Linked DNA regions of Homo sapiens: region 2 is linked to region 1. Evidence: chromatin loops called from intact Hi-C (ENCODE). Cell type or tissue: natural killer cell. All regions are shown on one strand. Links, peaks and the distances in the headings refer to the core of each region. The heading gives the core; the rest is flanking DNA. Region 1 overlaps KSR1 (kinase suppressor of ras 1). Region 2 overlaps KSR1 (kinase suppressor of ras 1).

Region 1 (15,731 bases), core at 5,125-13,124:
TGCTCCTGCAACCCCAGGGCCATGGATATAATTTTTATATACATATAATTTTTTTTTTTGCTATGTTGTCCAGACTGGTCTTGAACTCCTGGTCTCAAGAGATCCTGCTGCCTTGGCCTCCCAAAGTACTGGGATTATAGGCATGAGCCACCACGCCTGGCCTGGAGATGTTCTTTACCCCCACATCATAATAGTTCTTCTTTCTCAGCACCACCAACAACATTTATGCTTTTTACTAAGCAGCTGGCATGCGCTATAACATTTAACCCTCAAAAACATTCAGAGAGAAGCTGTTGCCCTCATTTGATGGATGACAGAAATTAAGGTTCAACATACAGAGTCCAATCAATGAACACAACTAGCATCATAGCACTCAGGATTTAAACCAAATCGTCTCCAAAGCCCAAGGGCACCAGCTTCAAACTCTGGCAATAAAATCTACAGTTCTGGTATAATGGACAGTGGAGACTCAGGAGAAGGGACAGTGGGAGGGAGGTGAGGAATGAAAAACTACATATTGGAGTACAATGTTCACTACTTGGGAAATGGGTACACTAAAATCCCAGACTTCACCACTCTACAATTCATCCATGTAACCTAAAACCACTGCACCCCCTGAAGCTGAACCCCCAAAAGGATGAGTTTCCATGGCATGGAGATAGCTATATAAGTGCAGGTGGCCCCACTCATCATGCTGGCAGTCACCAGAGAGTCAAGCAGGAAGGCTGGTGGCTCCACAGTCCACAACCACACGACAGGAAGCCATGAGGCTGACTCGTGATTGAAGGGCCACAGTACCTACGTGTATCTTATGTACAAGGTGCAGCATGCCTTATCAGCTAAAATATGGCACGTATGTGCTATGAACTTAAATTACTATCTCTGTGAGTTTGGCCCATGAGAGACAGAATTAAAGAATTGAAAGAGACTTCAGAAGAAATCAGCCAGTCCAATTCCCTCACCTTGTTTCCACAAACAAGAAAACTGGGGCTCAGGACGCTGGGTCACAAAAGCAGTTCACGGCAGACCCAGGTCTACAGCCTCCCAACCTAGCAGTCCAAGCAGTAACTCACAGCAGTATGTGAATCACGAAACTCACAAAAATTCCCAAAAATAAAATTTCTATTTTAAGAAAAAAAAACTACCTGAAGTGTAAACAAAGCTGAGTATCTAACTTACAGGACTTTGTTGAGGTATATGGTTTCATGTCTCTGGCATATTTGACCAAAAAACAAAGTCAAGAGATGTAAATAATAAAAACAACAAAAGCTAAAGACACAATAAGCTGTTTCCATCAAAGGTAGTTTTGTTTTGTAAAATGACATCAGAGTGTTACTGAAACCTTAATCACAGAGGCCTGGAACACACCCTGCATTATCCTGGCTGATACAAAAGAAGAAAACACACACGCATGCGACTAAGGAGGATCGAGCCCAGATCCACTGGTGTTATTTCCAACATCGGAAAACTACTCAATGGGTCCTACTGGGCTCTGAGTGTCAAACTGCACTAGGCCTTGGCAGTTTTCTTAGTAACTTGCTTTGTTCCTTCTTTCATTCATTTGAATATTATTTAAGCATCTACTCTGTTTAGGAGTTGAGGATAAAACATCAGTGAATAGGCCAGGTGCTGTGGCTCACAACTGTGGGAGGCCGAAGCGGGTGGATCGCCTGAGGTCAGGAGTTTGAGAACCAGTCTGGCCAACATGAAGAAACACTGTTTCTACTAAAAATACAAAAATCAGATGGGCATGGTGGAGCATGCCTGTAATCCCAGCTGCTCAGGAGGCTAAGGCAGGAGAATCACTTGAACCTGGGAGGTGGAGGTTGCAGTGAGCCAAGATCGCACCACTGCACTCCAGCCTGGGCAACAGAGCAAGACTCTGTCTTAAAAATTTAAAAAAAGAAAAGAAAAGAAAAGAAAATCAGTGAATGAAAGAGAAAAATCCTTACCCTGTGGAGCTTTCATTCTAGGGAGGTGAGGCACGCAATGAACAAGTCAGTAATACCACAGTATGTGTTAGGTGGGGGAGGCAGGAGGGTTCACAATTACATGGGCTGCTTAGAGAAGACCTCACTCTGGGAGTGGAGGCAAGGGGAGGAGGCCTGGGGGCATCTAGGGGATGTGAGAACAGGAAGGTGGCCCAAGGGGCTGGAGCAGGATGAGCAATGGGGTGAAGGACAGAAGCTAGGGACTTGACTTTGGCTTTTGCCCCAAGTGGAATGAGAGTCAATGGTCTCTGCAGATGATGCAAAAGAGCTGACTTGCATTTTAAAAGACCCCTTTATCATTAAACTTTTCCCTGAATGTCACCAAGAATTCCTATTTACATTCAGACAAACCCACACACAGGCAGACACCTACATACATTCACACACACCCGAGAGAATATGGTCCAACCCAGGTGCCCCCGCAGCACAGGTCACCCTCTAATGTCTGTGTGGTGCCGCCACCCCTCTGTTAGTCAGTCATTCTCATGCCACAGCACCTGTTCTGCAGATGGCTCAGGAATGGCCCCTTTCAACCATCTGGACCCAGGGATGTAATTCTCTCCCGTGCTTGAGGCTCACATCCCATTGAAGCCCTTCCTCCTTCCAACCAGAACCTACCCACTCCCTGGAGGCCGCAACAGAGGTCTGGGATGCCCAGCTCTCAAGGGAAGTCCAAGCGTCTGTCTCATGTCCTGCAGCACTTGAAGGAGATGAAGGGGTCTCAACTGAGCAAAGAAAGCAGGTGGAGGGCCAGTGTGGGTCAGAGCAGCCCATCCCTGTCACCTGCACTAGGAGCGGCACCTTCCTCCCTTCCCTACACCCGCCTCAGAAGGAACAAAAGGAAGAGCAAAGAGAGGTGAGGGGTGCAACCTGGGATGCTGCAGCGAGAACGGGAACCCAGCCACCCATCTGCTCTCGCCTTATTGATGTGGGTTATGTGAACTCACATAAGATTGGCAGTGGGTCTGGCACTCCAGGATGAGGGAGGAGCACGGATGAAGGGAGGAGCATGGATGGGGGAGGAGGGGCAGAGCACAGATGCACAAGCATGGAGGGAGAGAGGAGCACAGACGGAGGGAAGAGCATGGATGCAGGGAGGAGCATGGATGGAGGGAGGAGCATAGAGGGAGGGAAGTGCATGGATGGAGGGAGGAGCATGGATGGAGGGAGGAGCACACAGGGAGACAGGAGCACAGAGGGAGAGAGGAGCATGGATGGAGGGAAGAGCATGGAGGGAGGGAGGAGCATAGATGGAGGGAGGAGCATGGATGGAGGGAGGAGCACGGAGGGAGGGAAGAGCACAGAGGGAGAGAGGAGCATGGACGTAGGGAGGAGCATGGAAGGAGGGAGGAGCATGAATGGAGGGAGGAGCATGGATGAAGGGAGGAGCATGGATGGAAGTCCACCCGCCACATGCTTTATGGCACTGACCATGTTCTCGTGACACCAGCAACAGTCGTGCTTATTTCACAGATTAGGAAATGGATTCCCAGGAGGGGACCTGCCCAGGGTCACAGCATGACAAAGCTGGGACTCAGGGGTCTTGAGTCTGCCCAAGACTTCCCCACTTCCCAATTTATCTAATCTTCCTGGGGTGATAAGCCCCCAACCCCACTCCTCCAATGGTGATCCATGGTAGGGGTGCAGGAAGGGCAAGGAGGTCGGTGGCATTAGGTCTGGACTCTGAAGCCACAGACAGGATGGGAACCCACACCTGGGGGCACAGGATTCTCCCCAGAGAACAATAATGGACAGCTCATGTTTATCAAGCGCTTACTGGGCACAAAGCCCTACTCCACCTACCATATTCATTTAATCCTCACAACATCTCATGACCAATGTGGTGACGTCATGCAAAAAACAATAAATAATCCGCATAACAGCCCCAAACAGTAGGTATGACATTGTCCCCATTCGTATGTCCCCATTCCTCAGATGAGGAAACTGGAACCCAGAAAAGCAAAATAACTTGACCAAGGTAAGAAGGGTCCACAGCACAGGCGCAGTCACACTCAGGCTGTCTGACCCCAGAGGCCACACTCCTAACCCTGACACCATCCCCTTTTATACCGGTTTGTGTTATTTTCCTAGGAATGCTGTGAGGTTAGTTTAGCCCTGATTAAAGCACATACTCCAGAACCCTCGTTCAATTCCTCAGCACTTACTGTGTGCCAAGTACTGGGCTAAGCCCTGGAATTTCTGGGTAAAAAGGTCATGACATAGTCTGTCCTTAAAGAAAGAAGAACTCCTTCCTTTGAAGCTAGAGGGCTTTAGTCTCCCTCAAAGACAACAGGAAGGCCAGGTGTGGTGCCTCACGCCTTGTAATCCCAGCACTTTGGGAGGCCAAGGCCTGCCTTGGCCTCACTTGAGACCAGGAGTTCAAGACCAGCCTGGGCAACATAGTGAGACCTCATCTTTACAAAAAATAAAAGAATTAGCTATGTGTAGTGGCGCATATCTATAGTCCCAGCTACTCAAAAGGCTGAGGCAGGAGGATTGCTTGAGCCTAGGAAATCGAGGCAGCAGTGAGCTGTTATTGCACTACTGCACTCCAGCCTGGGTGACAGAGTGAGACCCTGTCTCAAAAAAAAAAAAAAGAAGAGAACAGGGAACTTCCCCTGAAGCATCTGGCGTAGAAGTGGAGGGGCTATGATGGCATTCTGGGAGGGATGGGCCGGAAGTGGAGCAGGAGGCAGACAGGGGTCTATACATCACCGTTTTCCCTATGTAGACAGATTTTTAACTTGTACCACCCCACAGTCCAGTGAGCTGTGACAAAGAAACTGCAAAGGTATGGGCTTGGTCATCAGCCAGACTACAATTCTAATCTCAGCCTGTCACCACTGGTGTGCCCTCAAGAGTCTAACTCACCTCTCTGGGCTTCAGTTCCCTGTATAATAGGAGGTAAGAACGAAACTCTGGTGTTTCCAGGGCAGCTAGAGGTGTCAGAGGCATGTGAACCAGAGCAACTCCGTCTTAAACAGGAGCTGGGTTAAATAAGGCTGAGAGCTAACAGGCTGCATTCCCAGATGGTTAGGCACTTTAAGTCACAGGATGAGACAGGAGGTCAGCACAAAACACAGGTCATAACGACCTTGCTGATAAAACAGGTTGCAGCAAAGAAGCCAGCTAAAACCCACCAAAACCAAAATGGCCACAAGAGTGACCTCTGGTTGTTCTCACTGCTACACTCCCACCAGCGCCATGACACTTTACATATACCATGGCAATGTCAAGAAGTTACCCTGTATGGTCTGAAAAGGTGAGGCATGAATAATCTACCCTTTATTTAGCATATCACCAAGAAATAACCATAAAAATGGGCAACCAGCAGCCCTCAGGGCTGCTCTGTCTGTGGAGCATCCAGTCTTTTATTCCTTTACATTCCTAATAAACTTGCTTTCACTTTACTCTATGGACTTGCCCTGAATTCTTTCTTGCATGAGATCCAAGAACCCTGTCCTGGGGTCTGGATCGGGACCCCTTTCCTGTCATGGAGGGGACTGGTGGGGTACAGTATTCCCAGTGCTATCTGAGAGCCCAGAACATAGACAGCAGGCCTTACATGTGTGCTGCAGTTACAAATGTCCTCATCGCCACCACCCTCATCCAAACAGCCAGAGGGCTTTTCTCAGAGTGGGGGCAGTGGGACCATCTGTGGCTGTCTAACATTTCAGTCCTTCTGAGTCAACCATGGGCTTCCCAGGGCACATCACGGGCAATGTGGACCCTGTGAGTGTTGGGCACCCAGGAGATGAGCCCACAGCTGCGGTCTCCTTCCTGGGGCAACCTCTCATACCAACGGCACCACAGTCAAACAGGCAGGGGCGCTCCCTGAGAAGATGGGATCACAGCTCACCGGCAGCGCCCCAGCACTGCTCAAGTCCCAGCAGCCAAGACTCAGGGAGCCCTTTTGGTGCCAAGCCAGCTCTACCCCTGAGTTCTCTACCCTCAGGAGGGGGTGGCAACTCTGGAAACTTCCCTGTTTCTCAGCAGAATCTGGGACTGGCTCAACAAGCGCCCTGCAGAGAACCTGGAGGACCAACTCTCCGTTTTATTCCAGAAAGTTTGAATTTTGCACCACTTCATTAGCCTTCAATCCTTGAGCGCTGAGAAGGGGTGGGGGCTCAAGAATCGCTCACTGAGCATGGTCCCCCCGGGGCAGGAGCCGTGCAGTCCAGTCCACTGCTCTACCCAAGCACCTTCTCAGAGCCTGATAGCTAGGAGGTGCTCAAATATTCATTACTTTAATAAATGAAGGAATGCAATTATAGCAATAATAAAGGAATTTTTGCAAAAGAAAAACAGTCCCACCACAAATAACTCATTTCAATTTCACCTCTAGTTTTCCCCATATGCATACATATCATCACATATTTACAGGACTACAAATGCCACATACATGCAATCTTAAATACTGTGTATTTTTCCTCGATGTAACAGTATGAATATGCTCATGTTCTTACCCAGCCTCTGTCACTGACATCTGTGTGTGTGATGACCCACCCATCGCATGCTGTGCCATGGTCTGCCAAACCTCCCCTTACCACTGGACAGCTACCTTATTTTCATTTTTTTCTGTATTATGGATAATGCAAATAGCCTCATACATTCTGTTTTGCTTTTCTATTGCATTCTTGCCTCAGGAGGAACACCCCTGTAAGGATGGGGTGGACGGAAGGGCATCGCTGTCCCCGTGTCATAGATGAAGAGAGTAATACCGGGCAGGTGCCAGCATGATCTCCTGCCGTGGGAGCTCTGTAAAAGCTGCTGGATGAATAAACATGGCTCACCCACCTGACGCCCTCAGTGAGTGGCAGAGCCTCAGCCTGCCCCGGGCCAGCGCTCTGTCACCTGCCCACGCAGTCAGAAAGTGACTTTCTGTAAGTCAGTAGGTTAGTGTGCCAGCCCCAAAACTCCATTTTTTAGTAAGACATAAGTTTCAAAATCACCTGTGGATCCTACAGGATGGAGGCAGAGCCCACATAAACACAGCACCTCTCACCACCTTCTCTTCTCATTACTCTTCCCTCCTTCACACCTGTGCTCAGAGACCCGTGAGTGCAGTGGGTACTGGAAAGCAAGCACCTCCCTAAATGTCATGCCCAGGGCCCCTTGTGGCCTCACCCCTGGCCCCAGGGTTTTCCAACAACCCTGGTTCACTCCCCTTTGGCTTCCACATGAGCTCAGCTTCCAAAGCTCTTTTCCAGCTGTATCCCCATGGAGCCCTTCTCTACCCTTTTGAGGTCTTTACTCAAATATCACCTCCTCTGCAAACCCATCCTGACCCCTCACTTTAAATTATACCACCATCTAGGCACCCCTCCCTGCTTTCATTTTCTCCACAGCACTTTTACCACTTAACAGATAACACATTTTCCTTAGTGTGTGTGTGGTATTTTTAGGGATGGGAATCTTGCTATGTTGCCCAGGCTGGTCTTGAACTCTGGCTCAGGTGATCCTTCTGCCCCAGCCTCCCAAGTAACTGGGATTCCAGGTGATATTTACTTGTCATCTGAATGTCTCCTCCCAACACTGAAGCGTAAGTTCCACAAGGTCTACATTTGTGTCCATTTTGTTCACTGCTATTTTCCCCAGAGCTAAGAATAGTGCCCAGTCCCTAATGGGTGCTAATTAAACACTTGTCGATAAAATAAATAGTAATATTATAATATAAAAATATTCTCATTCTGCACAAGGCATTGTGCTTTTCCATGGCTCATCTTACTTACTATGAAAAACGACCCCATTATAATCCCCATTTCACAGATGAGGAAACTATTGCTCAGAAAGGGTAAGCAACTTGCCCAAAGACACACAGCTAGCCAGAAAGGCAGTGCAGCCTGAATCCAGGCTGTCAACCACCAGAACCTGTGCTCTTACACAGCATGAGGTGCTGCTCATCCTCCCATCCTTACATCCAAAGATAGAAGCCACCCATGGTCCAGCAGAGCTTTATAGTAAGAACAGCAGGTCTGACTTTTGGAACATAAGCATTGCCTGGCTTGCAGCCACAGGGTGACAGGGGCCTGTTTGCTATAACAAGTAGCACTACGGCTTTGACAAGCTGGGTGCTAAGATAACAAATCCTGCCAGACCAGGAAACTGCTTAAACCAAACAGGGCCAGAGAGGAAGTTTGGCCTAAGCTGTTAGATGCTTGAGACAAGGTCTGGTCATTTGAGGCCGCCTAAGTCTTCTTCTAAGAATAGTCAAAAGCCCCCTCTGGTTTAGGGGTCTAGGAGGGAGGGATGCAAGTGAAGGAGTTTCCTCTAGACACATGGCCGATCGCAGCCCACATGGCTGGCTGTACACAGGTATTGTGAGTAAACGAGGTCTTTGGCTTTTGGTTTCTCTTTTTCTTTTTTTAACTACTTCCTAAAACTCTCAAAATTGTCAAAGATGCAGCTGGAAGAGTGGCCTGGGGTTTTGTCTCAAATGTTCACCTCTCCTCATAAGCCACCAGGCCAACCACACAAAAAAAGCTTCCTGTCCCCTAAAAAGACAAGTTTCCATTCGTTGATGGATTCTTCCTTGTTCTGTTCTGTCCCCTGTGCCACGGTGAGTCATGGCCACCACAGGGACTCTCCCCAGGGACTCGTCACCTTCTTTCTCCTAAAATGTACCACCAGTATTTAAAATACCGCTGTGCCTATCACCATCACACCCAAGCACTACCTGCTATGTTGCCTTTGTAGCTAGAACCCTTCCAAGCAGAGGCAAAATTATTTGAGGTGATCAGATAAAGTCCTCTGCCTGCCTGCTGCCCAAACCCCAGCCCTACAGGCTGCTCCTCACAAGGATGCCCCTCTCCCACCTTCCTGCTCAGCCAGAAGCCCCCACCTCTTGCTTTGCAGCCTCCTTTCTGCGAATGGCCACCTGTTAATCCAGATCCCCACGCTCTGTTACTTCATCCTGTCTCCAACTGTGAGGGACTCCCATTCCAATGATGCGAAAAACGAGACTGCCAAATCCATTTCCACCCAGCATTACTTCTTCTAAAATGCTAAGCATCACCAAAGCCTTGTATTATCTCTTTCTGCCCTGAACAAGACCCAAGATCAAGCAAATTTCTAAAGAGGGCAATGAAATGAACACAAATGGAAATTCAGACAATTCAGCTCCACCAGTTACTGTGTGACTTTGGGCCTTATTTCATCACCTACATGGGCTCATAAAGTTATCATTACTGAGAAATTAACTGAGAGAACTGCTGTCAGAATCTTGCTGCCTTAAACCTGGGTACTAGCTGGGCATGGTGGCATACACCTGTGGTCCCAGCTATCTGGGAGGCTGAAGGTGAGCCAGAGAGGTAGACAGAGGCTGCAGTGAGCCATGATGGTGCCATGGAACTCCAGCCTAGGAAACACTGCGAGACCCTGTCTCAAAAAACCTGGGCAGGTCCACTTCACATTAGCCATAACTGTGGGAGGAAGGGATAGGGCCCTGAGTTATTACTGATACATTCCCAGGATTCTGGCCTTCCATTCCATTTTTTTTTTATTTTCATTTTGAGATGGAGTCTCGCTCTGTTGCCTAGGCTAGAGTGCAGTGACATGATCTCAGCTCACTGCAACCTCCGTCTCCCAGGTTCAAGCAATTCTCCTGCCTCAGCCTCCTGAGTAGCTGGGATTACAGGCACCCACCGCCATGCCCGGCTAATTTTTGTACTTTTAGTAGAGACGGGGTTTGACCATGTTGGCCAGGCTGGTCACCTGACCTCAGGTAATCGGCCCACCTCGGCCTCCCAAAGTGCTGGGATTACAGGCATGAGCCACGGGGCCCAGCCCACTTCCCATTTATTTAATAGCAACAAGCTTACATGCAAGGAACCCAAGGTGCTGGTTAACCCTGGTCAAAGGAGGCCCCTAATTCAATGACATCAGAGCCCCCCGGGGCTTATGAGTCATTCAGCCTCCTCCAAACGAAATGGTGCCAACATCTTCCACCAGGCTATTTCCAGGCACTCTCATGAGGTCCACACCTCGCTATGTGAGTACACTCTAGACTCCCAGAAGCATCTGCTCAATCTCATAACCCCTTCTTTGCCCCATCCTACGGGAAGAAACCCATGAGGAGCACAATGTCCCCAAATCTACATTCCCAACCAGAGCCACAAATCAGAGTCCGCAGTCAGGGGAGAAAGGGTCAGGGCAGGCAGCTCAGTAAGAAGGGGGTTTCCCATGGCTGTCTCTTGGTCTTGTTTCCCATAACTGGGAGCCTAGACACTCATACCTAGTATCAGCAGCCCCACATCTGAGCTGGCAACCTCAAGTCTGAGGACCCCTTCCCTGGCAGGGGTCCAGGTGCCCCCAAGCAGGCCGGGACTGCCAGGCTTTACATCAGAGAACTGAGTTTCAGTTACCACGGTGAAGGCTGACAGCACAGAGCACAGTTCCGTGCAAATCAAGACACATTTCCCAAGTCCCTACACACCTCAGTACAGAGATGAGTCAGCTGCGCGGCCTGATGAGCCTTCATTCACACCTCACCAGCACCTTCTATGAGTTTACTCATCCACAAACTCCCCCACTAAGCTGGCTTTCTGGAGCACAATACATCTCTCATTCACTCTTATATTCCAGAACAGTGCCTGGCACGAAACCCGGCCAGGAGGGCGGAGGGGGAAGTAGGAGGACACCTGTTTGCTGAGTTGGTGCATTAATTCTCTCCTGCGGCCCAGCACTGAAAAAACAGCCCCATGCCCCTGCTTACCTCCTTGACCCCAAGGCCAACCATCCTCCCCTGACACTGTGTTCCAGGCACACCAGCCTCCTCCTGGCCCTTGACCACACCAAGCTCGATTCTGCCTCAGGGCTCTTGCACAAGCCAGTCCCTCTGCCGGGAACACTCCTCCAGGCTACAGTGGCCTTCTCATCTTTCAAGACTCAGCTCAAAAGTCACCCTCTCTGGGAAGGCCTTTCCCGATCACCCCATCTAAAGAAGTCACCTCTTCCATACCCCCACCTCTCTCTAACCCACTTCCAGTTTTCTTCTGAGAGCACGTCTGTCTGTTTGGCATGTGTATTATCTTTCTCTTTCCACTGAAGGAAGCCCTCTATTTTCTTCCTTGCTCCTTCCTCAGTGCCTAAAACAGTGCCTAAAACAAACCTGATATTGAGCAGATGCTCAATAAATCGTCACTGGAGTGGGCCCGGCACGGTGGCTCACGCCTTTACAGCACTTTGGGAGGCCAAGGTAGGGAGATCACTTGAGGCCAGGAGTTTGAGACCAGCCTGGCCAACATGGCAAAACCTGTCTTTACTAAAAGTACAATAATTAGCTGGGTGTAGTGTGCGTGCCTGTGCTCCCAGCTACTCAGGAGGCTGAGGCACAAGAATCGCTTGAACCCGGGAGGCAGAGGTTGCAGTGACCCAAGATTGTGCCACTGCACTCCAGCCTGGGGGACAGGGTGAGTCTCTGTCTGAAATTTAAAAAAAAAAAAGTCACTGAATGAATGCACAGAAGAGAGAAATAGCAAATTCAAGATAAGGAATATCTAACAAGGTCAAAAAATGGGGAGAATAAAGGAGAGAAGAAGAAAGGTACAAAGGTCAGAAAGAATTGTAAAAAATATGAGATACTTACCCAGGAGTACAATTTTTAAAACAGCTATCATTCAACAGGAGTTAAATGGAGGGGCTAGGTGTGGTGGCTCACGCCTGTACTCCCAGTACTTTGGGAGGCTGTGGTGGGCAGATCACCTGAGGTCAGGAATTTGAGATCAGCCTGGCCAATATGGTGAAACCCTGTCTCTACTAAAAATACAAAACTTAGGCCTGGCGCAGTGGCTCACACCTGTAATCCCAGCACTTTGGGAGGCCGAGGTGGGTGGATCACGAGGTCAGGGGTTTGAGATCAGCCTGACCAACATGGTGAAACCCTGTCTCTACTAAAAATATAAAAATTAGCTGGGCGTGGTGGCGGGCACGTGTAATCCCAGCTACTCAGGAGGCTGAGGCAGGAGAATTGCTTGAACCCGGGAAGCAGAGGTTGCAGTGAGCCGAGATCGCACCACTGCACTCCAGCCTGGGCCACAGAGCGAGAGTCTGTCTCAAAAAAAAAAAAAAAAAAACACAAACAAAAACAAAACTTAGCTGGGCATGGTGGTGTGCACCTGTAATCCCAGCTACTCAGGAGGGTGAGACAGAAGGATCACTTGAATCTGGAAGGTGCAGGCTGCAGTGAACTGAGATCACACCACTGCACTCTAGTCTGGGCAACAGAGCGATACTCCGCCTCAAAAAAAAAAAAATGGGAGAACAGTTTGGCAAGTCTTAACACACACACACACACACACACACACACACACACACACACACTCCATCTCCATGCTCTTTGATCCAGTAATTCCATTCCTGGGAATTATCCCAAGAAAACAAATTCAGAATAGGAACAAAAATAAAGCGCCTATATAAAGACGATTCCATTCACATTGTTTATAATTGCAGAAATCTAGAAACTACTGAAATGTCCAATAACACGGAAAATGCTTTGCCAAATTACAGCAGATCCACTAGACACACTCTCATGTGGCAACTAAAATGACCAAAAGGAAGATAATAGGGAAACATGGAAAAGTGTTTTGGAGTAATGCTACGTGAAAGGCGGGGGACAGTGGGGGAAACACTGAACTCCTTCTAAGTACCAGGCACTGTCCAGCACTCCTTCTGTATCTTGGTTCTCAAAAGAATCCAAAATTAACCTACTCTTATCCCCTTTTAACTAACAAGAAAACTGAGGTCCAGAGAGCTAAAGAACTTGCCCAAGGTCACAGAGCTGGCAAGGAATGGAGTCAGAATACGAATATGTCATCCTCACCCCAGAGTCCCCGCACATCCTGGCGCCCTCAATGCACGCCTCAATGTCCTACCAAGTGCTTGAGGGGCTCTTTCCCATAGTGACATCACGATTGTGTTGTGGAGGCCAAACTCAGAGACTGAAACAGCCAGCAAAAAGTGACTCGGCACCTGAGAAATGCTTGCAAGAGAATACAGCAAAAGCCAAAATAAAGCACAAACAACCAAAAGAAAACTACCTGTTGGGATCAAAAGACCACGGAGAAAAGAAATGAGAAAGTGGTCAACAAAGCTAGGCTTCAGGAAGGACTGTGCAGAGCCTCGAGAGAAGAGCCGGGAAGGGCAAGGAAGACTTTTACAGGTGCTGGATCCGGGTTCCAGGCTGGAACCGCAGAAATGAGGGTTTGCCCGGGGCTCCCAGAGAATAGCACCTTCCTGTACTCAGCAGCTCTTCTCTCCAGGGCCCACACACAGTGAAGCTTAATCAATGTTAGCTGAAATACACTTATCTCATAATGGGAACAAGCAACAAGGAAAAGGAAGGGAAGAGACACTAGAGGCATGGGCAAGAATGGACTGGAAATCAGGATGTGCACAGTGGGATTCCGCTGGGTCTGGGGGCCCTGCTTCGTTAAAAACTCTCATCTCAGTCTCTGGCAGGACTGCTGTGGGACAGGGAAAGCACCCAGCCGTCTGAGAACAGGTTTCAGGTGCGGCGGGGGACTCAGGTTAGATAGTGAGATGGACACTCTGCAATGTACCTGCTGCCAGAAGCCAGAGCAAGCTTAGGAGAAAATAATCAAAACTGCCTTTTCATAGGAAAACACAGAGATTCCTCCCAGCCTGCTGAGATAGGTACAGCTCAGCCTGGAAGCGGATGGCTGGAGAAGACCGCCCTGGGTCACTCTGCTTCCTAGAGACGAACTGCCCAGGGCCACCATCGCCAAAACAGAGCATAAATACCCTAGATCACTCAAGATTGGCCACAGGCCAGGCACGGTGGCTCACGCCTGTAATCCCAGCACTTTGGGAGGCCAAAGTGGGTAAATTGCTTGAGCTCACAAGCTGGCCTGGCCAACATGGTGAAACCCTGTCTCTACTAAAAATAAGAAAATTAGCCAGGCATGGTGGTGTGTGCCTGTAATCCCAGCTACTTGGGAGGCAGAGGCAGGAGAATTGTTTGAGCCCGGGAGGCAGAGGTTGCAGTGAGCTGAGATCTCATCACTGCACTCCAGCCTGGGCAACACAGCCAGGCTCCATCTCAGAAAAAAAAAAAAATAATTGGCCACAGCTGGTTATTGCTGAAGCTGGGTAATCACTACACAGAGGTGGTCACAACATTCTCTCTACTTTTGTACAAGTTTAAACCTTTCCATGATAAAGTTAAAAAAAAAAAATATGGCCGGGCGCAGTGGCTCACGCCTGTAATCCCAGCACTTTGGGAGGCCGAGGCGGGCGGATCACGAGGTCAGGAGATCGAGACCATCCTGGCTAACACGGTGAAACCCCGTCTCTACTAAAAATACGAAAACGAAAAATTAGCCGGGCATAATGGCAGGCACCTGTAGTCCCAGCTACTCGGGAGGCTGTGGCAGGAGAATGGAATGGAACCCAGGAGGCAGAGCTTGCAGTGAGCCACGATTGCGCCACGGAACTACAGCCTGGGGGACAGAGCGAGACTCCGTCTCAAAAAAAAAAAAAAACAAAACATAAACTCAGACCTAGGCATTTCACCTGATGGAGCACAGGGAACTTGACCTCAAAACATAGCTCTCTGATATAATGAGCATTTTAAACTAAAGGCCCTTAGAGATTAACAGACACTGAAAGAGACATTTCCCCTGTCTATAAAATGACCAGATGGACCCACCACGGACCAAGGATTGTTTTTTCTTCCCCTCACTGTTATCTCATTATCTATTGCAGGAAAAAAGACCAAAAACGCAACCACACCCTAAGAGACCCATTCACAAGATAATGTCTATCTCTTAGGAACATTCAAAGAAATATTTGGGTCCCACTGGGATATTAAGTAATCGCTCTGTGATTCTGTGATACACCAGGGAGAATCAATTTATATGCCATTTCTCTTAGTCATCTATATGTTGTGAGTTAATTTTTCAGTAAACCTTCAGAGGGCAAAAAGTAAGTTTCTCCCTTGCCCGCTACACACCAAGGAATCACTATGGCCTGGCCCAGGGTTTGGGGCTACCCCCCAGAGCCTAGACAAAGGCAACCAGAGTCTTCAAAATTATCCTATGCTAACAGATTTTCCAGCTGGACGGAGAGAGGAGTTTGCAAATCCAAGCTGGGTCATAAAGGCAAGGAATTAAGACTGCCTGGGTTCAAGTCACAGCTCAGTCTCTCCTTAGCTATGTGACTCTGGGAAAGTCACTTAACCCCTCTGTGCCTCAGTTTCTTCATCTGTAAAATGGGGACAGCGAGAAGACCTTCCTCACAAGGGTGTTGTGAAAAGTAAATGCTACATAAAGCTTAACAAGGGGGCCAGGCACAAAGCAAGCTTGCCGTAAAAGTAAATGTCACCCATTATGACACATCCATTTTGTAACAGGTACAGATATTCGTTTTGGAAACCACATGCATCCATTTGACTCAGCGACCGGGGAAAATGAAACGGGGTGGAACCAGCGCTCTTTCTGAAACCTCAGGCAGCAGTGTGGGAGCCTCGACTCCAGCGCACCTAGAGTGGCCCCAGCCGGCCCAGGCCTCCGTTGGCCAAGAGGCCAGAAAGAGCTCCTCCTTTCAAAAAGCCACCACGAGAAACAGGAAGCTGCTTCCTTTCCTTTCCATTCAGAGCCAGCATTTCCTTTTTTATTTTGAAAAGCATTCTTCATCTGTAGCCCAGCCCTCTCCCCCAAACCCCCTGCAGCCCAAGCTCAAATGCACCCACAGCCATCTGCATTTCTCTTGGATTGTTTTCTG
Region 2 (15,731 bases), core at 4,808-12,807, 96 kb before region 1:
AAGCTGGCAGAGGGTACACAGAGCCCTCAACAGAGAGGAAACCATGCCAGGCCAGCCCAGCCCAGCAGACAGGCCTGGGATTTCTAACCATGGCTGAAACCCCTCAGATTCGGCCTGGCCAGACCCACCAGGATCCAGAGCCCTGAGGACCCTGGGAGAGCTTCTCAGGAGGCTGTGAACATCCAACCCTGGCCTTTCCAGGCTGCCCCAGAAACCCTGGGCCACGCTTGCCCCGCTCCATCACCCACCATAGTGAAGGCCACAGCCCCAAGGGCACCAGGCCAGGCAAGGGAGAGGGTGGCAGGCCCCACGTACCCAGGCCTGTCACCTTCCGCAGGCAGGTGAGGGCATACTGCAGACGGCCACACTCATCCCCGCTGGCCCCACAGCGCCGCAGCGTCTCCTTCACCTTGGCCTCATTCATCTCCAGCAGGGCATCCAGCGTGAGGTCTCGGGGGATCTCCTAAGGGGACAGAGGGACAGGCAGAGAGGCGGTGAGCAGTCGGCTGGGCCGGGAGCCCCTCAGCCTCAGGCTGGCCTCCTGCTGAGTGGCAGGGGCCAGCTGCTGGCTGGGCCGGCCTCTGACCAGAGCCACCACGTGCTTGGGGACACAAGCAGAGCTCCCTGGCCCCCACCCTCCAGGCTCCCAGAGACAGCAGCTGAAGCAGACTCGGTGGGGGGTGAGGGGAGGAAGTAAAGACCAGAAAGGTTTGGACGAGGGCATGTTGCCCAGCTTGTTTCTTCTTACTCCTCTGCACAGAAAAAAAACAGCGAGTCATAACAACTTTTTAGAATGACGAGTACTTCAGACAAAGATGGCCCTTCACAATTTTGTTGTATCTGAATCAGATAAGAGAGATTTCAAATCAAACTGGCTCAAGAAAGGAAGGATTTAAAAAAAAAAAACAAAAAAACCTCACCAAACACTGCAGAGGCACTTACTGCCTCACCTGATTTCTATCAAAACTTTTCACTGGCCCCACCTGACAGATGAAGAAAGAGGCTCAGAGAGATTATGTCACCTGCACGAGGTCACTAGGCCATACGGTGAAGAAAGTGGCAGGCAGAATTTTAAGGTGGTCTTGTGACCTTTGTCCCCTGGTGTTGCTCCTGATCTTGTTACATTACAGAAGTCTCCCTCTTATCTGCAGTTTCAGTTACCAGCAGCCAACCATAGCCTAAAACTATTAAATGGAAAATGCCAGAAACATTCCAGAAATAAACAATTTATAGTTTTAAACTATGCACCATTCTGAGTAATGTGATGAAATCTTGCGCCATCCAGCTCCATCCCACCGGAGACGTGAATTGTCCCTTTGTCCAGCGTCTCCACACTGTCTCCACTCCCGGCCTGTTTGTCACTTAGTAGCTATCTTGGTTATCAGATCAACTGCCACGACCTCTCCCCACATAGGCACTTTATCATCTCACAGCATCACAAGATGAGGGGTGAGAACAGTACAGTAAGATATTTTGAGAGAGAGAAGAGAGACCACATTCCTGTAACTTTCATTATAGTGTATTGTTATAATTGCTCTATTTTGTTATTGTTGATTATTAATCTCTTACTGTGCCCAACTTACTAACTTTATCAGAGGTATGTATGTATAGGAAAAAACACAGTATACATCATATATATATATATTCAGTACTATCCATGGTTTCAGGCATCCACTGAGGGTCCTGGAACATATCCCCTACAGAAAAGGGGGTATTACTATATACAGCAAAAGGGAAATTATCCAAGTAGGCTTCATCCAATCACAAGAGCCCTTTAAAAGCAAAGGGTTCTCTTGAGCTGGTAACAGAGAAGTCAAGAGACCTGAAGCGTGAAAAGCAGACTTTGAAGGAGGAGGGGAATGGGGGTGGCCTCTGGGAAAAAAAGTAGCCCCTGGCTGACAGCCATTGAGGGAATGAGGACCTCAGACCTCCAGCCACAAGGAAATGGATTCTGCCAATAACCTGAATGAACGTGAAGTGGATTCTTCTCCAGAACTTCCAGGTAAGAGGAAGGCCTGGCCTACACCTTGACCTCAGCCTTGTGAGATCCCAAGTAGGGATATAAGCAGAGCCTGAGTGGATTCCTCCACCTAGAGAACCATGAGATGATAAGCGGGTGGTGTGTTAAGCTGCTAAATTTGTTATGAAGCAATGGAAAATACAAAGAATGAATGGTAGAATCAAGGCTCAGTGGACTTCAAAACTTGTGCCCTTTCCTCTCATCAGGGAGGGAGGAAACCTCTCCAGCTCTGACTACTTTGAGCCACATGACACTGTCAGAGGCACTGGAACCAGAGCCATTCCATCTTGAATAGGGGCTGGGTAAAATGAGGGTGAGACCTGCTGTGCTGCATCCCCAGGAAGTCAGGCATTCTTAATCATAGGGTGAGAGAGAAGGTCACAAGATACAGGTCACAAAGACCCCATGATAAAACAGGATGAGCTAAAGAAGCCAGCCAAAACCCACCAAAACCAAGATGGTATCCCAAGTGACCTCTGGTCTTCCTCACTGCTCATTATATGCTCATTATAATGCATTAGCATGCTAAAAGACACTCCCACCGGCACCATGACAGTCTACAAATGCCATGGCAATGCCCAGAAGTTACCCTATATGGTCTAAAGAGGGGGAGGGGCCCTCAGTTCCAGGAATTGCCTGCCCCTTTCCCAGAAAATTCACAAATAATCTACCCCAGTTTAGCATATGGTCAAGAAATAACCATGAAAATAGCTAACTAGCAGCCCTCAGGGCTGCTCTGCCTACGGGGTTGCTATTCTTTTGTTTCTCCACTTCTCTAATAAACTTGCCTTCATTTTATTCTGTGGACTCACCCAGGATTCTTTTTTGTGCAAGACTCAAGAACCCTCTTTTGGGATCCAGAATGGGACCCCTATATCCAGCAACAATACCAAACCTGGGACAAATATAAAAAACCAATGGGACATGCCTCTGGTCTCAAGTGGCCTACAGCCCAGTGGGAGGAGTGACAGACATTTAAACAGGTAACTACAATGCAGTAAGATGCGCACTAGAGCAGAGAGAGTTCAAAGAGCTATGGGACCAGATCAGACCTTTTTTTGTCTTTAACCCTTTCTATATTTTCCAGATTTTCTGTAACAGAGAAGGCCAGACATTCCACATCAAATGACTGCTATAAAGCTCACAGTTCTTGAGAATCTAAGCCAATCCTGATTTTTAGCAAGTTGTGTCTAATTTTACTTTTAAGGACTAATTTCATTGTCATTCCATTTACATGCTGTAATTCCTTGTCTCAAGCGTCAAAACTAACCCTAATGAAGATACTGGCTGAGTCCTGAAGGTATGAGGCCCAACCCATACCCCTCTCTCCCATAGCAAGGCTGGAGCTAGATGCCTGCCTTTCTGTATTTGTTTGTTTTTTACTGTACCCGCTGACGGCAGATGCTTTTGTAGCTTTTCAGTATATTCTTCAATCTTCAGGGCTGTAGGCAAGAATCACATCACCACTTAGCATGATCACACCAAAATAAAGCCAGACACATAACTGTACCAAGAAGCTCATCACTGGTTGGCCAAAACCCTGGTTGCCTTCCAGAAGATAAAACTAAAGTGTCACAGGAACCACTGATGAGAACGGCACCAGCAGGGGAGGCAGATTAGACAAATGGTGCCATGCAGAAGCTTCTATACAATCAACATGTCTTGCTTTCTTTCCCTTAGCCTGTCTTCCACTGAAATGAGGTTTGGATATCTTTGCCCTCATTTGACTGTTAAGAGCACCTTGGCGATACCGTCAGGGTAAGCACAAGAGCAACCTTCACCTTATCTGAACAAAGCAATCCTCTACTTGTCCGGAAGGGTGTCCTCAGTTTGTCTCTCCACCACATACTCCAAGGCTGTGATGACTCAGCAGTTTGCCCAGATGATGATAGAGATGTTTAATGGGGCTGGGGAGGGAGCCAGGCTGAGGAAACCCAATCTTCAACCTAACTATAATGCAAATAGGGATTCTTTTTCTTTCTTTTTATTCATCTCCTCCTCACCCATACCAAGTTTCAAGTTCTCAAAGTAACTACATTTATTATTACAAACTATTTGCCAGAACAATATGCCTAGGGCTTTGTATACATTATTTTATCTTTAATCAACTCCGCAAGTAGATGGAGTTAAGTCCATCTTACTGAGGCTCAGAGACTTCACAGCTTAACAAGTGGCTGAGCAGAATTGAAACCCACGTGCGCACGATTCCAAACCTCCTCCAAATATTCCATGCTGTCCACTTGTTAACCTGGCAAAGCCTTGGGATACAGCAGCTACCTTTCAGGGGAAATTATTTTTTTCGAAGTAAATTAATTTCTACCTACTTTCAGAAAATAGAAGTGAGGTACAGAAACAGCTGGATTGGTTACAGCTCCTTTGCCTTATTTGAACAAGATTCGAACAGTTGGCTACATTTGATTGGCACAAGTGCAGTCTACAGTGTTTTTATACCTCCACTTGTTATAGTTCATGATATACAGAAAAACCTTTAGGCTGAACTTAAAATATCTAAGGAGGTAGCTCTAGGCTAAACTTGATTTAACACACTTCTCTGCCTTTTTACTGAACAAGAAACCCAACGGCAGCAATGGCAATGCTAAACAGAAAACCCCCGCTTTCCTCCCTTGGTGTTGGGGAAAGGGGCAGGCAATGGAGGGGCACCAGAACTTCTGGTTTTAAAGAAATCTGAATTTTTATTTTTAAATGGCTGGCTTTTACATGGTGATAACTAATTCAAATCTGTGCAAACAAAACAAATTATGTCCATGAGGAACATGGGGCTTCCAGGCCTAAGCGCGGAGACCCCATGGGAAGAATCTGATGCCTTCCAAGGTTAATCTGATCAGTGAGTGACATCTAAAACTTTATTTCTGTAGGCAAACGGGGGAGGATGCAGGCCCAGTAGCAAGTACTCCAGGGGACCAGGCTTTCTCAGTGAGGGGCCCACCCTGGAAACAAAGTGCCCCACCTCCCAACTCTACAACTGACTCTGAGACCCAATGTTAACTTAATCAAGAAAGGAAAGCTACCAGGACGGTCGCGTGGCTGTGAAGGCCCCTGCGAGGGGCCCTGATATCTCCCAGTATCATGACTCAACAGTGCCCCAAAGCAACTCAGCACCCCCGAAACCTCACACATGGATGTGACTCGCCCACCCACAGTGACAGGCACAGCCAAGTCTGATTTAGGAAGATGTTTTCAAAGCAGAGTAACTCACAACTTTCCTGGATCATCTCTAAACCAAAAACAAATTAGGGAATCAGTTTTGCCACCTGCTGAAGGTGAACTCGCAGGTGAAGCCACTCTGAAACCTTCTCAGGTCTGAGAGGCTCCAGTGCCCCAGGAGGGCATCCCATCTGCCAGGAGGTGCCCAGAAGATGCTAAGTTGTCTCAAAGCCAAGGGCAAAAGGCCCCTCTCTCTGCCCATACCCCAAAGTTCTGGAGAACCCGGCTGGGAGTCCGTACTGCCTCCAAGGAATTACTGCCCACCCCAGCTTCTGTCTAAAGAACAAAATATGGAACTACAAACCAAAAACGGAAGACATGGATGCCCAGACCATCATAGGAGATGCCCAATCCATCTTGAGAGATGCCCAGTCCCAGCTCCGACAAGTCTCAGGGTTAGCATGGGTGCACACAGGTGGGGATGCAGGAATGAGGAGCAGAGTGACAGCATCAGAGATCATTGGCTCCCTGCCTCTGCCTGTCTCTCTCAAACCAGGAGATATGTTCTCCAGTAGGTGGGATTAAGTTATTCTTTCTGATAATAATTGGAGAGCAGGGCCAGTTGAGTGCTGAGGTCACTCCCAGTCTGTGACAATCCAGTCATGTCATTAGCAGGAGACTGCTGGTCTCCATTCTCTCCAGTGGAGGGTGAGGATGGGTTTGGGCAACGTGCTACCCCCTCCCCCAGCAGCTGGCAGAGGCTGGCGTCACAGGCCATGCTGGGTAAGCCGGCAGCTCAGGGCCAGTTAGGTATCAAATGGTATCCAGGGATTTACTAGCAGCCACGGGGCTGCCTGGGGTCTATACTTAGAAACCTGGGCCTGCTGACACTGAGAGGCGCCACACTCCCTGTGGCCAGTCAGGTGGACCAGGAAAATGCCAGGGGCGGCACCGCTGCTGTACCGGCCACGTATACAAACACACTGCACTTCACGCAAGAACACGGGTGAAAGCTGGGTTGAAGGAAGATCAAGAAGCAAACCCAGGCTCTGTGTTTCTGTTCAGTTTTGCATCCCTAGAACATGCCTCAGGCAGTGCTGCTGGAACACAGGTCCATCTGTGGAACCTGGATCACTGGTGTGCATGGGTGATGAAAGGGATCCTTAACCCCAGACCTTTCCCCAGGAACTGGTCAGACCAGAGAGGCCAAAGGTGGGCTCCTAGAGCCCTGTGGGTGGTGACATAGGACCCTGCACATCCCTCTGAGGCCAGAGCCCAGCGGGGCTGGAAGGAGAGAGAGAGAGAGGAGCAAGTGGAGAAGGTTTCTATGGCAGCCCAGGCTGGGAGCCACATGTCTCAAATTGGCAAGGGAGCACCTGACAGATGTTTCTCCTACCTGCACCCACCATTGGGGCTCATGGAGAGGGAGGAGTGAGACTTGGATAGTAACAGTCAGATATTCTGGGAGGCACAGGAAGGGCTGAGGCAAGAGCCCAGGTCAGGCAGCCTCCAGGGGCTTCCACAGAAATCAGCAGAAAGCCTGGGGATGTTGGCTTTGCTTGTGGCCAGTTCCGGGCCCAGCCTCCTCACTACCCCACCCCTGGGAAGCAAGGCAAACAAAACCCCCTCCCAGGAGAGTCAGTTGGTTCCTTGAGGGCAAACTCCCCTCTTAACACCATTCCCTAGAGGCCAACACAGTGAAGCAAAGAGCCAGACTGGGTCCCCGCAATGCCCCTGACCTCGGACAAGTCCCCGCCCCTCTTTGGGCTTCGGATTTCCCATTTATAAAATGAGTGGTTCTGCCTAGAACAAATCAACGGCTCTCAATCCGGGTTGTGCCCTGGAATTTTCCAGGGACTTTAAAAATGAATCGCAATGCTTGGGCCCCACTTCAGACCGGCCAAATCAGAATTTCTGGAGGTGCGGACCATGAGGGCAGACAGGCGTTGGGGCCCAAAGTCTGGCTAAGGCAGCCCAGGACAGAACAGGTCTGGGGATGTCCAGACCAGAAGGCAGATGTGGCCACAGCACGGCTGTGTTCAGGAGGCCACATTCCTTCCACTGAACTCGAGCCCAGCCCAAACTCACAGCTGTCCCAGGAGACGTCCTCTCCTGTGCCCAGGTCCCTGCCTCCCTCTCCACAAAGCAAATAGGGGCTCACAGTAGGGAGCTGGGCTTGAACTGGAACCTTCAGGATTGGCTTCTTCTCACGTATGCATTGGTAAGCCTGGGATTGAAAGCTTGTTTAGAAAGAAGGTACAGTGGTGGGTGTGGAGGAATAGAGGTCAAAGGGGAGAAAGAGATGAGAGGGGTTCAAGAAAGGGCAATAAGCATTTATTACACATGTCCTGCGTGCCAGGCACTGTCAGATGAACCACAGAGGTCAGCACATGCAATCCTCCTAACAGCCTGAGATGGGAGATAAGGCTGAGAGAGGGCGGGTAACTTGCTCAAGGCCACACAGAACAAGGCCATCTCAACCCACCACCAGCCAGCCCTTGTGTCCACTGCCTTGCATTATGAAGTGAGCCCTTTTTCCCAGGGCAGCGTTTATTTGCCACCACTGGCATCACAGGTCACATATGACTTTCCAGACCCCACACCGCTCTATCCCTGGGCCCAGCTAGGGTGAGCTCTGGCAGTGGGGTTTAAAGCAGCTGCAGGAGGCTCCTCCAAGGAGGTCTCTCCATGTTCCCTTTTAATCCCACTTAGCCTCCACTCCAGTCCTTTGGAGGAGGCTGGCACTTTTCAACTCTGCCTGGGACCAGATATCTAGCTTCCAGCTGCACCCGCTGTCACCACAGCCACCACTTTCTCTCCAGGCCAGCCCACCCTCCTGGAAAGCTTGTCCTGTGGCTGCCTCCTTGCTCTCCCTATCAGCGTGGAAAGGCCCCATTCCTCCTTCTATAAATCCAGAGGTATAATACATAGTGTGAGAATAGGCAAACTTTTTCTGAAAGCCACACAGAGTCTCTTCAGCTTTGTGGGCCACATGGTCTCTGTCGAAACTGCTCCACTCTGCTGCTGTGGCACCACCAGAGCCACAGACAACACGTACACAAATGGGTGTGGCTGTGCTCCCATAAAATTTAACTATGGATACTGAAACAAATTTCATGTAACTTTTACGGGTCACGAAATATTCTGTTGTTTTTAATTCCTCCCGCCAGTTCAAAATGTAAAAACCATTCTTAGTTCACAAGGCTCTACAAAAAATAGTGCTGGGCTAGATTTGGCCCAAGGGCCAGAGTTTGGCAACCCCCAAACACATAGCAATGCTGTTGGGCTCCACCTGCTGGTGGCCCTGGGCCTGGCTCCTCCTCCTTTCCCACCTCCCCACCTAACCCCCAGCACACAGTCAGCAGGACAGGCTTGCGGGCACACCCACATCTTGTCACCTTTCTCTGCATCATCAACACACATTTCTAAAACCAGGCTCCTGTGTGAAAATGGCCGGATGTGTCCTGCATTAGAGAAACACACACAGCTACTCCAGCTTTGGGCACTGGTGTGTCCCCCAATTACTCCCAAAATGTAGAGAGGAGATGGGAAGGCTTCTACAGAGTGGGTTTCCCTACTCCCAGGATGTTTTGTAACATTTTACAAAATGCGTGATTGTAAAATTTTAATTCTTTTTAAAAAAAGAAACAGTATTATCCACAAGATCCCACACTAGAACTTGAGTCAAAATGAATACATTAAATTTTTTAAATGTTTAAAGAACATTCAAAAGGAAAAGTGGGTCAGGATGGAACGTGGGAGGGTGAGCCACAGCCAAAAAGCTGCGTTAACCTTGGGTGACACTTGACTTCTAGGGGACTGGCAAATGAGAAAGTCCCGCCCTGCACAAAATAGGGCTATGTGCAGGGGCTAAAGCTGAGGGCCTGGGATCAGAGGCCCTTTCAGGGATGGCAGCTGGCTGAGGATGGGGCTACAGAGGAGGGTAGGGACAGGACGTGCCCCTCAACAGGGACACTATTCCTCTACGGAAGGCAGAGCCCTGACAGCAGGCCTCAGCTGGGACTGTTGCCGGCAAACTGGGATGCGGTAATCCTATGAGGAGGGTGCAGGGTGCTAGGTGTGGCTAGAGATGTAACTCCCCATGGGGGACCCCAGCTCTCCTGGGGGTCAAGGCACTGACAGAACTAAACAGGGGTTCCTGGGTGTGGCCATGTCCCCGGCATCTTTACTGCTCCCCCTCCCCATTCTCCCCTGCTCGGACACACCATTGAAAAAGAGAATGGTCAGACGAGTCCCCTCCTCCTCCACATGCACAGGGCAAGAGCTCGGAATTCAGCCAGTGAGGGCCCTGGTGCCAGAGGGCGTCCAGACTATCAAATAGGCCTCGGGCACCAGCCTTGGAGTCTGGTGGGTCCCTTGTGGGGCCAGAAGCCAAATCACAGATGCCGTCCACCAGAGGGACATGTCCCAGTGTTTAGCACGTGAGGTCTGTCCTTTGGGGTGGTCTGTCCATTCAGATGGGAGATGAGCCAGGCCACAGCAAGTGAGCCCAGAGCTGGAGACAGAAGAACCAGGCTCCTCCGCCTAGGAACAAGAGCTGTCGGGTTTTGGAGCTGCCCCATGGGGGTCCAACTAGGAGACAGGTGTCTCAGGAGCTCCTGCTCCCCTCAGGCAGCCCCTCTGTGGTTTTCCAGAAACCTTGAAAACAACTTCTGCCCCACAGCAGTAACAGGCATCAAAGCTATGGGACCTCAACAGAGACCCTGAGCAGATGGCCGAGGAGAAGCTGGGGAGACCAATGCCACAGCTACCAGGCTCTAGGGGCACGAAAGGGGCCAATGGATCTTCAAGGGGATGGGAAGAAACCCCTTCTCTGCCGAGATCAAAGGCAGGCTCCAAAGGGAACTTAGGGACAATCTAGTCAGCACTCATTTCACAGAGGAGAAAACCTGCCTGGGTCACCCCAAACAATGGTGCCAGGACCAGGATCCAGGTGTCCAGACACACTTGCCAGTAACCAACGCCAGGATATACCATGCCCCCGGGAGGGCGAGCCAGTTTCCAGCACGCATTCCCTGCCCAAGTGCAAAGGTTTCATTCCTTCCAGGTTTTCTGCACTAGTCCAAGAAGGGAGCCAAGGTCAAGATGTCCCTGAGGTCTGCCCTGAGAATCACCTCCCTCTGCCTAAGGGACGCCAAGTCACATGAGTGCCTTGTGGGCCCAGAGCCCTGTGCAATCCAGAAGCAATGCGGCTCTGGGCTCGTGGCCTCACCTGAAGCCTAGCCAGGTCCTAGGCCTCAGTGGCTTAGAAGGTGGCAGATGGGCGGAACTCCTCAAGTCCATGTTCTTGCCCACTCCTACCCACTACAACTTTTTTTAAAAAAGAGACGAGGTTTCACTATGTCAGTCTGGCTGGTCTCAAACTCCTGGCTTCAAGCAATCCTCCTGCCTCGGCCTCCCAAATTGCTGGGATTACAGATGTGAGCCCCACCCCCATTTTGGTGACAATGCACTTTTCTTCTTTTTGAAAAGAAGAAACAGATCCCACGTCACCAGCGACACCCTAACGCCCAGGTCCTGAGACCCACTCAGGGCCATGGCACATGGATTCTTACACAGCTTCTTGAAGTATTTTCCCTTTTCACAATCAGTCTAATCATAAAAATAACAACTATTGGTATTATCACCACCGTGTAAGTAGCCTAGGCACAACTGCTTGGTAGCTAAGGAACTGAGCTTCATAGAGATTAAGTTACACACCTTAAGACACTGCAAGCCCTGAGTAACAGGGCCTGGATTTGGACCTTGGTCTGTGTGACCCCAAAGTCAGCACTCACAGTCTCTATAACCATCGGCCTCCCTGGCCTGGTCAACCAGAAGCATGGAGAGGTAGAGCTGGATCAGCCTATACAGCTCCACGTTCTTAAGCTCCCTGTAAAAAAGCAGCATGCTCAGAACAAGTGTGTGTCCTACTCAAAAGCAGGAAATGACCAAACACTATTCACTAGAAGGATGGGGAGGATCTATTTCAGGAAGATTCTAACTGATCCCCAGTGACTTTATCACACAGAAGACAGCGAATGAAGTCATGAAACAAGCACCTTCTGCCCCAACATGCGATTTCTCCACACGTGTTCTACAGCCAGGTAGCAAAGCAGGGACTCAGAGTCTAGCAAACAGACTCAACTCCAGGGAGCTGTGGAATGGCCTCCTGCGCCCAGACCCCCGTGCCTACCTCATAATCCTCCAGCCCAGGTGGGCTCACGCCTCGGGCTTCTCTTGGCATCCCCAGAGGTGGGGGCCCTGTGCCCCTGGACACCTTGGCTGTCACCCAGCTCCACAGGCGATTCATGACAAGGGGGCCTGAGCCCAGGGTCCCCGGCAGCCCTGGCCCCCAGTGCAGTGTCCCAGGGAAGAAGGAGGCAGGGAGAGGGGTTTCTGTTTTCATGACTGTAGTGAACAGTCACTGCAGCCAAAAATAGTTTGTGCCTGGGAGCTGGGGAGTCAGCACATACTTCCCGGGGCAGGTGCTGGGTGGGAGATGTGCAGGCTCCAGCAGGCCCTGCAGCAGGGGCTGGGGACCAGGCACCCAGGATGTCCAGGATGCAAGGCCACCAAGAGGTTTTCCCTGCCTTGCCACCTCCCTCCAAAAGGTAGGACCTGAGTCAATAAGAACACGGTCATCTCCCTCCTTCCAGTGAATCATCTGGGGAACCCCCACCCCCACATGAACTCCAACTGCCCCCAAGCCCCTGCAGCTTCTCGCATGCTTCGGGTGAGTGGTATGGAGACCAACAGGAAGAACCCTATGAACTGCAGCAGATGCCTGGGATGGCTCATGGGACAACCTTCAAAAGGATGCTCAGCTGTCAAAACTCCTAGAGGTCTACACCAGAAACCGTGAACTGGAGTCCATGCAAATGAAAAAAAAAATGTAGAAAACAGTTAAGTGCTGGCTATCAGTGGCTGGCAGGGTTATGTGGGGGTTTTATTTTATTTTTAAACTTTTCTGTATTTTAAAATTTTTCTACAATGGATGTTCATAATTAGATTCACAGAATGCTGTTTTAAAATAATAATTAGTGGCCAGCTGTGGTGGCTCACACCTGTAATTCCAACACTTTGGGAGGCTGAGGCAGGTGGACTGCTTGAGTTCAGGAGTTTGAGACCAGCCTGGGCAACATGGCAAAAGCCTGTCTCTACCAAAAATACAAAAAAATTAGCCTGCTGTGGTGGTGTGCTTGTAGTCCCAGCTACTTGGGAGACTAAGGTAGGGGGATTGCTTGAGGCCAAAAGATGGAGGATGCAGTGAGCCAAGATTGTGCCAATGCACTCCAGCCTGGGTGACAGGGTGAGATGCCATCTCAAAACTAAATAAACATAATTTCACGTAGTTTTTCCATCTCTATTTTATACTGAGGATAAAAGCACTGCCTCCTCATACAGTTACTGAGAGGAGTGAATGAGATTCCACATAAAGCTCACAGCTCAGTCCCAGGCACAATGGGAGTGCCTGCTAAAGAATTACAGCATAAATTCATAAATAAACTACAAAGAAAAAGAAAAAGAGAAGCCTAGCAAAGTTGGTTGACTGGAAGGAAATGCATCAAATGGTTTACAGTGTTTCCTTTGAGTAGTAAGATTACAGTGCAAACCATAATAAATGGGAGCTGTTACTGTTTTCTATAATTTCTATACTTTACACACTTTGAAAATAAACATATATGTAAATTACTGGATATTAAGAAAACACCTAAAAAGCTAACAGCCAATGGTTGTCTCTGAGTAGGGTTTTCTTTGCCTTTCTATTATTTTCTAAAATAAACATTGATTTCATAGTGAGAGAAATAACAAATGTTATTAAAAACAAAAACTGGAGGGTGGGCTCACCTACTGTAGTCTAGAAACATGATCTCTGCAGACCCTTCCTGTGGAGCTGCAAAGCCTCTGACAAATCATCTCTGAGGGAGGAAAAGTTTCTACACGTCTCTGCCTTCTGTTATCAGGGCTGTCTTTCCTCCAAGAACCCATTTCCTGAGCCTACTGTGGGTGGGGGAGGTGGGGGGGGGGGGTCTTCCATCTTCTTAGCCCAGTGATTGGTTACAGTATGAACATGTGGTCAAAGCCAAGCCAATCAGAGCCTTCTCTGGGATTTTTCAGCTATTTTTCAGCCAAGGGAAACAGCCCTTCATGGACAAGCATGACTACAGTAGAAGGTAGTGAGGCTCAGCTGCCTGTGCTCTTCATACCTGCCATGCGGAGCAAGCCTGTCCCACAGGCACATCCTAATGGCATCACCTGAGCCCCTGCATCCAGACTTCCTTGGATTTGTATTGCCTAAACTGGTAAGTCTCTGTTTTAAGCCAACAGGTATCTGAACTTGCTTTGAAAAAAGTTCTAACTAGGAATAGAAGAATATAACTTCGATTAAGTAAGTACTTACTATGAGCCCTGGTGCCATGTCATTCTTCCATTTGTCCATCTATCCATCCCATCCAGTCAACAAATAGCTACTGAAGGCCAGGTGCGGGGGCTCACGCCTATAATCCCAACACTTTGGGAGGCCGAGGCAGGCAGATCATCTGAGGCCAGGGGTTCGAGACCAGCCTGGCCAACATGGTGAAACCCTGTCTTTACTAAAAATACAAAAAAATTAGCTGGGTGTGGTGACGGGTATCTGTAATCTCAGCTACTTGGGAGGCTGAGACAGGAGAATAGCTTGAACCTGGGAGGTGGAGGTAGCAGTGAGCCGAGATCGTGCCATTGCACTCCAGCCTCGGCAACAAGGTGAAATTCCATCTCAAAAAAAAAAAAAAAAAAAAAAAAAGCTACCGAATACCAACTGTACAAATAAAAAAATAGCTAAAATACATAATTGAAGCTTGTGAATAAGTGCTAAAAGGAAAGAGCATGCTGAGATAAAGCGGCAGGTATAGCAGGCCTCTAAGCTTAGACAAGGTGGCCTCTCTGAAGAGCTGACCTCTAAGTCCCGGTCAGAGGATGAGATGGCACTAGCCACAAGGGTACAGCAACTTCCAGGCAGAGGAAACAGAACATACAAAGGCCCTGGGCTAAGACAGGAAACCATCTGATGCGTTCTCCTGCCAGTGGCAGAGTGCAGAAAGGCAGGAGATGACGTGGAAGAAGGTGGCAGATACTGAATACTTAAGGGGCCTCAAAGGTAGGTGAAGGGTTTGGATTTTGTGCTAAGCGTAACAAGACACTGACAGAATATTTAACTCAGAACTATCTAGCCAGGCTCGGTGGCTCGTGCCTGTAATCCCCACACTTTGGGAGGCCAAGTGGGAGGATCACTTGAAGCCAGGAGTTTGAGACCAGCTTGGGGCAACAGAGTGAGACCCAATCTCAACTAAAAAATAAAAACATAGCTGGGCACAGTGGTGCATACCTGTAGTCCTAGCTACTGGGGAGGAGGAGAATAACTTGAGTCCGGGAGTTGAACGCTGCAGTGGGCCATGATTGCACCACTACACTCCAGCCTGGGCAGCAAAAAAACAGAAAAGGAAAATGGAAAGGAAAGGAAACAGGAAAGGAGAAAGGAAAAAGAGAAAGTAAGAAAGTAACATAACCGGATTTGCTAAAACCACTGTTAGCTCACGAAGAATGAAATCAAGAGGGTAAAGAGTGGATATAGGGAGCGAATGGGGAAACTGCAACAGTCCGAGGACTAGTCAGGACCAGGGAGGTGGCAGTGATGGAAAAGAGATGCAAAAGGACTTGAGACCCATACTTGGACATAGAGCCAGTAGGATTTGCTAGCTGATTCCACGTGGGCATTGAGGAAGCACAATGAGTCAGAAACGACTCCCAGGTTTCCAGCAAGAGCAGCTAAGACAGTAAGCAGGCTCAGAGAAGTCAAGGGACCTGTCCAAGGTCACAATGCTGGCAAGTGGCAAAGGAAGAATTTTGTCAAAATTTTGTCTGCCTCCAAGGCCATTTACTTCCAGAGGTGACACTCAAACAATTTTGTTTCCCAATCCTGTGGCCTCCCCCAAAGGTACATAGCTAGGAGCAGGGGCCACTGAAATTTATGTGCTATTTTTTTAAAAGAAGGGTAATAAGAGATTGCTGCTTTATAATATTTAAAACAGTGCAGTGTTGACATAAATGTTTCCCAATGATATCTGGCCATAGTCAGATCTGTTCTAGAGCAATCTTGCCTTTGAGGTGGTCCTAGGAGGAGGAGGGAACACACACAAGCTGACCACTCAGGAGCCAGGTAGTCCCCAGAGGGGGCTCAGGCACACACTACACCAAAGCCATCTCATGGCAGGGCTATAGGCACACAGTCCTGCTCAAGTTCTGTGGCCGACAGAAGCCTGAGGCAGTTTCGGAGCCCTGGGATTCAGCAGGCCACCGGCAGCCACCTCGTCTTCACCCTCCCCAGAGATCCTTGTAACGCAACCTTCACTGGCCCAGGTGAGAGCTCCTGAGACGCCTTGGGCCAAGAGACCAAAATTCTTTGGATAATGTTATTTGAATCCAATCATTCAACAAGAAAACCCACCACATGCCAGGCACTGGGGATAGAGCTGTGAATGAAATAGCCAGGTCCCTGCCAACA

The links. Peaks named below come from ENCODE experiments on the same cell type or tissue, not always from the same donor. Only the 100,000 strongest peaks of a DNase experiment are listed, where the experiment ranks them.
Region 2: a loop joins it to region 1, with 2.2 times the contacts of the local background. A loop is called at or near these places in 6 of 110 quality-filtered maps.

The regions. Positions count from the first base shown.
Region 1 is chr17:27,466,574-27,482,304 of GRCh38, reverse strand. The region is part of intron 1 of KSR1 (kinase suppressor of ras 1); the gene reads right to left. Among named protein-coding and RNA genes, the nearest start is that of KSR1, 18 kb to the right of the region's middle. RefSeq lists enhancers at 4,948-5,242, 6,391-6,904, 8,318-8,647, 8,668-8,717, 8,939-9,703 and 3 more. In natural killer cell, for the core only: no CTCF peak of the experiment used is centred there; DNase peaks (open chromatin) are centred at 8,524 and 10,414; H3K4me3 peaks cover 441 bases; H3K27ac peaks cover 5,104 bases.
Region 2 is chr17:27,562,224-27,577,954 of GRCh38, reverse strand. KSR1 (kinase suppressor of ras 1) reads right to left here. Exons shown (of 21, transcript NM_001394583.1): 3 at 316-463. Among named protein-coding and RNA genes, the nearest start is that of LGALS9, 61 kb to the left of the region's middle. RefSeq lists enhancers at 7,400-8,160, 9,914-10,866. In natural killer cell, for the core only: CTCF peaks have their summits at 8,275 and 8,476 (motif pointing left); a DNase peak (open chromatin) is centred at 8,534; H3K27ac peaks cover 2,374 bases.